2 separate regions of the Homo sapiens genome follow, and region 1 is linked to region 2. The links are chromatin loops, found by intact Hi-C in ENCODE. Cell type or tissue: GM12878. All regions are shown on one strand. Links, peaks and the distances in the headings refer to the core of each region. The heading gives the core; the rest is flanking DNA.

Evidence for each region. Hi-C counts contacts between places; a loop is a spot of excess contacts. Peaks named below come from ENCODE experiments on the same cell type or tissue, not always from the same donor. Only the 100,000 strongest peaks of a DNase experiment are listed, where the experiment ranks them.
Region 1: it touches region 2 in a loop (2.6-fold over the local background); 3 of 110 quality-filtered maps call a loop at or near these places.

What each region holds. Positions count from the first base shown.
Region 1 is chr6:14,660,013-14,662,923 of GRCh38, forward strand. All of the region lies in intron 1 of LOC101928354 (a long non-coding RNA gene), which reads right to left. It overlaps LOC102724463 (a long non-coding RNA gene), which reads left to right. Exons shown (of 3, transcript XR_926514.4): 1 at 1-1,838; 2 at 2,197-2,309. Among named protein-coding and RNA genes, the nearest start is that of LINC01108, 380 kb to the left of the region's middle. RefSeq lists enhancers at 1,183-1,262, 1,353-1,472. In GM12878, for the core only: no CTCF peak of the experiment used is centred there; a DNase peak (open chromatin) is centred at 1,359.
Region 2 is chr6:14,874,160-14,877,070 of GRCh38, forward strand. It overlaps LOC105374945 (a long non-coding RNA gene), which reads right to left. Exons shown (of 5, transcript XR_007059473.1): 3 at 1-2,111. Among named protein-coding and RNA genes, the nearest start is that of JARID2-DT, 370 kb to the right of the region's middle. RefSeq lists enhancers at 1,614-1,683, 1,704-1,763, 2,546-2,911, 2,827-2,911. In GM12878, for the core only: no CTCF peak of the experiment used is centred there; a DNase peak (open chromatin) is centred at 1,722; H3K27ac peaks cover 1,390 bases.

The DNA of each region.
Region 1 (2,911 bases), core at 161-2,660, 210 kb before region 2:
GGGGACAAATAACATTCTAGTAATAACTCAGGTGATTAGGGAAGCACATACATTCTTTCAAGATGAAAAGTCACTCTTTACAGCACTATTTGCTAACAGATATAATTACTATCTGCAATTAACTGATGAAAAACTATGGGGAAGAAAGAGAATGGATGTGCAAGTGCCTAGCCCCACCCCAAGACATAACTCTCAATACATGTTTACATTATGCAAATCTTAATTGGTATTGAAAAGTCAAAGACAAAGGCGGAAACAAAACGCCTACTTGCTAAGCCAGTGAAATTCATTTCATTAAGCAGCCTGGTTTTCCACATCAAAATATAAATGTGTCTTGCTCCAATTAGTAGATATCATGCAAAAACAAAAGAGTTCAAAATATTTGGATATATACTTTTGTAATTCCTTCATGCAATAAATATTTACTGAGCAGTTGTTATGTGCAGGCAACGGAAGTAAAAAGATGAATGAGCTCAGGATGCTAAGAAACTTGGAGTCTGATAAGAGATAAGGAAAAATTTTTAAAGGCAGTTATGGTATAGGAGCATGCAGGCAAGTCACCTAACCCAGTCTTGGAGGGTAGAAAAGGTTTGAAAGGAAGTGCTATTGAAGCTGAAGCCTGAAGCTAGTCAGACAGGTTGCAATAATCTAGAAGAGGAAAGAAAACAGCGAGAGCATAGGCAGGAGAAATAGAGGAAAGTCATCAAATTAGAGATTTAGGAGAGAAAATCGACAGAATTTTCTAATGGCTATTCCCTTGTGTGTTACAGATTATGATACAGAATAGAGAAGAGGAGCAAATGCAAAGATGATTCCTTTGACAAGATGAAAAACGGTACTCTAATACACCTGCTTTGTAAGTCTCTATTTTCACACATAGCAGGCTTGTTTACAGCTGGCTAAAGATCTGCTGCACAGCAGCACTGACCCCACTGCATTCTTTCTACACCAATAAATTTCCTCTGCTGCCTCATTCAGATAGCCTAGCTGCTGTTTAGAGTGAAATTCTTCCACCTTCAAGCAAGAATCAGAGGTTCTTTCAGGCTTCACACAATAATATGATGAAGAGGCACGCTGAAGGTGAATAAACACTAATTTGTTTGCGTGTGAATAAGGCATCATTTATGTAGCAACTTCTACAGATTGGGTACTGGAGATTTTTCCAAAACGAATAATGCTCCTGCTTTTGAGCTTACAATGTAGTAGGAAAGATAAACAGAGTGTGATAAGTGACATCATAAAGGCACAAACAAATTCCTGTGAGCACAAAGTGGAAAGCCCCTGAGCTGGAAAATAGCACTGAGGTGGTTTCATGAAAGAGGAAGCAGCAAGGCTGGGCCTTGAAGAACGTGAAGGAGTCACCCAGCTAGAGAGGGCAGGAGGGTGTTCCACGAAGTACAAACATCATGAACAGAAAGTCAAAGAGTGAAAGTGAAGGGAGGATTGGGGAGCAGTGAACAGACAATGTGAGAGAGCTGCGGCACCATGGAGAAGAGTAATGAGAGGGACATCCTGAAGGAAAGACAATATGAAGGACTGTCGATGCCAAAGAAAGGACTTTCAGCCATATGCACGCAATGGGGAGCAATGCAAGATTGTCAACCAAGAGACTGAGGTGACCAGATCTGCTTCACAGCAGCAGCAGCAGCAGTGTACATGGAAGATTAGAGGACCGAGAGAGATGCATGTCAGGAAAATCAGCTAACAGACTCTAAAATAACTAAGACTTGAGAAAGATCTGGATCAAAGCTTTAACAGCAGCAATAAAGAAAAAAGAAGAGACATTTCTGTAATCAGATCTAGAAAAGTTGATGACCCCCAGGATAACAGCCATGAAAGTGAGAAGTGCAGGACACAATGGTTTAAGCTTGGAATCTCAGCCACTCCGAAGTCGCTGAGGCAGGAGAATCACTTGAGCCTAGGAATTTCAGGCTGCAGTGAGCTACCTACAGTTGTGCCACTGTACTCCAGCCTGGGTGACAGAATGAGACCCTGTCTCTTAAGAAAGAAAAGAAAGAAAGAAAGAAAAGAGAATAAGAGTGTCTAGGGTTTCTAACTTGGCCATTTTATCGTTAAGGGAGATAAGTCAAGAATAGGAAAAGAATGTGCATACTGGGGAAGACCATGTACACTAAAAAGCAGAGCTTGTCATCTGTGCTGACTCCTTTTTTCTTCTTGTCTTCTCTACTTCTCAAGGTGCTGCTACCACAAACATGAGGAAACTTCTGTTAGGAGTTCAACCTTCAGAGAGGACAGCTGGCAGTGCAAGATGGTGACAGCCCTGCAATCAGGAGAAGAAAGTCATGAGAGTAAGGAATGATGGAGAGGGATGAGAGCGTTTTCTAGGATTTGAAGAGTTAAGAGACTCTGAATAATTGGCAGGGGAAGCTGGGATGGAGAACAAAGTAGGAGAAGAATCATTTGCTGTGAACTCTGTATTTGGATTCCATTTTTGATGATCTTTGAAAATGGGAATAAAGGATTTGGGTTATTTTTAAATTCCTTTGGAGGCTAGACAGTTTCCCTAAATTCAGCATTCCCTTTGAAACTAGACCGCATGAGTCTCTGGTTTGTGCAGGGTTACCCTGGGTCAGAGTTGCCTCTAGAATAAGCAATGGGTAAGTCCTTGAGCTGTTGGAAGCGCATGGAGTGCCTGACAGTCTTCTGCACATTAGGCATAGGGGACCCTTTTGGGGGAAGAGGATGAAGAATAGGAGGGGTGATGGGAGCATGTTGGGTTGTGCCAGTTTAAAGAGAACGTGAAAAAGATAAGCAAGCAAATGAGGCTGCAAAAGAGGAATCATGGGAGAATGAGGAAAATTAAGTGATCATAGCATCCCTGAGGTCAAAAGAGCAGGGGTTTCAGGGAGAGTGCCAGGGCATTAGTTAATACAAAGAAGAGACCACTGGC
Region 2 (2,911 bases), core at 177-2,676:
GGCTCATTTGTAAAGCTTGTTAATGTAGATTCCTCTGGTTCCATCTCCAGGCCAATAAGAGTACAAAGTTGCCTTCAGTGGTTAACCTTTGTTCTCTCCGGGAGGAGGGGTGGCCAGGGTACCTTTTGTCTTTGTAAATCTATGTCCTGCTTTTAGGTAACCAGAGGGGAAGATGAGAGCTTTCCTGCATTTGCTTCTTACTGCCTTCAGCTCAACAACCCTTCAGATATTGGAGAAGCATAATCCAGTCCCCCCCAGCAGCTAACTGGAAGCAGAGAAAATGCCTTGAATCATAATTTTTCTCCCTTTTCCCTACTCAGTGGCAAGCAACTGACCATTCTCTTAATCTCTGTGTCTCTCAGAAAGGTAATAATCTGCTCACTAAAACCTGTGGTTTTAGCTGCTGCTTTAAAGCAAATATTTCATGGATAAAGGAAAAATGAGGAATTATGTTCACCACACATCGTCCTTGATTTTTCTCTGAAATTATGGGAAGGAGAGCAGATATGGCATCACATCTACATCATTCAAGAACTTTACGTATCTATTTGTTTTCTAGTATGAGCTGCGCAAACTTCCCCAGAGAGCCACTTATTAATACTCCATTCGCCACAGAGAATACAAGCAAAGCAGGCCAAAGTTGCCATGTCTGATGCAACTTCTTTTAGGGTTGAACCAAGCGCTGATACCTCCAGGAGTCTCACAGTTCAAGCCACTGAAGAGGGCCCAGTGAGGAGAAAGCCCTTCCTTTTTGCCGCCAGCCTTGTATCTTTCCTTTGAAATCCCTAGGCCTTTCTTTCACTTGGCTGGCTGCTACTCATCACACTTAAATTAGAAAACCAAAGGAGAAGGGAGGGTATGGAACTTTTGTGCAGAAGGACCTACAACACTTGGGGGACAGATGGATGTTGGAAGAAAATAATCACATGCCTTTTTTTTTTTTCTTGAAATTGGGTCTCGCTCAGCTGCCCAGGCTGGAGTGCAGTGGTGCCATCATGGCTCACTGCAGCCTTGACCTCCAAGGTACAGGTGATCCTCCCTGAGTAGCTGGGTCTATAGGCGTGCACCACCACACCCAGCTAATTTTTGCATGTTTCATTAAGATGGAGTTTTGCCATGTTGCCCAGGCTGGTCTGGAACTTCTGGGCTTAAGCAATCCACTCTCCTCTGCCTCCCAAAGTGCTGGGAAGACAGATGTAAGCCTCCACACCCGGCTCACCTGCCCTCTTAAGCATGCATTTCTGAAGTTTGCAATTCTACCTCTGCGTCATTCCATCTGTTTGAGGCACTTTCTTTGAGTGGGGGCTGTAGAGGATGGGGAAAGAAGACTCAGGGACCATACCCAGGGATGGTAGTCTTAGCTCTTTGGAAATCGCCAGAGCTGATTTGCTGACTTGCACAATCCAAAGAGAAGCGTTTGATGATTTGTATCCCCATCTCCTCTGACATGACTATGGGAAGTTACATAAAGACTTCTGAGATGACGGTGCTACCAATGTTTTCCACAAAAGCACTGGGTTTGGCCATAGTTATGCTGATAAAAAGGCTGAGACATGGAGAAATATCACCACTGTACAAAAGGTCATTTTATCCTTGACGTCCCCAGGCTTCCCAGTGAGAAAGAACAGCAGTAATCATTCATATTGAGTCTCGTTTTTACTCAGCTACATCTTACCAGGCCTTCTTGAAACTGACGTGGACTCTCAGCATGGAAAGTTCCAGACTTAGGGTTTGTTTTCAAAAGAAACCAGATCTGCAGGCTAAGTAATGAAGTGTTAGGCCACAAAATACATTACCTCCCAGGAAAGCCCCTTAAACTCAGGCAAAATTCTCTCTTTATTTACTCACAGTATTTCACCAGAACTTGAAATTGTTAAAAAGTCTCTAACCAATGACACCACAGGAATGGCCCTTGGACAAGTTCTTGGTCAACCTCTGACAAACAACAGGGTGGACAGAAAAGAAAAAAAATGCACAAACCTATTTGCCAGGCCAGGTGAATGATGAGGTTTTTGTTGTTGTTGTTTCCATGTATTTGGCAGATGGTTACACCGTCATTTCTCTTCCTTTTAAAAGCTAATTCCAAATTTTCCTCTCTAGCATCCTATCACCTGAGGAAGCATGAAGACTTCAGGTGGGGGAGGAATTCAGCACCGATCGATTTTCCTTTCCAATTGGTTTTTTTAATGCAATTGATAATAACCAAAGACTTAAAAAGCCAAAAAGAAACTAATTTCAAAATGATCTCATCTTTCCACCTTGAAGACATATCACTTAATTGGAGACTCTCAAACAGAACCACACATCTGTTAACATTCCTGCATTTCCTCTATTGATTACCACAGGTCATTCCATTAATAGGAAATGGGCGAGCCAGGATATCACACTTTAATTTTTATATCATAATAGCTTGAGGATTAAGAGGAGGCCCATTTAGGAAAGGAATCACCCCAGGAAGGGGCAATTAGGAAAAGAGCAAAAAAGAGTTATCTTGCTGACCTTATCTCTATTAATTATGGAAAGTTCTCTCTCTCTCTCTCTCTCTTCAATTTTTATTTTTCTTTTTTTATGGAGATGGGATCTTGCTATGTTGCTCAGCTGGTCTTGAACTCCTGGGCTCAAGCAGTCCTCCTGCCTCAGCCTCCCAAAGTGCTGAGATTATAGGCATGAGCCACCGCACCCAGCTTCTTTCTCTGTCTCCCCCAGTCTCTCTCTCTCTCTCTCTCTCTCTCCCCTCTCAAGAGCTAATAAAACTAGTAAACAGAAAAGCCAAAGAAACTTAGGCTGCTCATGAATATTCATCTGAGGAAGGCTTCTGTCAATAAGGTGCATGGTGGGAGCTGGATTCTTCCCCTCTTCACCTAGGTTGACCAAGGGGGACATGAAGGAGCCCGTGCAAGCTCAGCCTGGG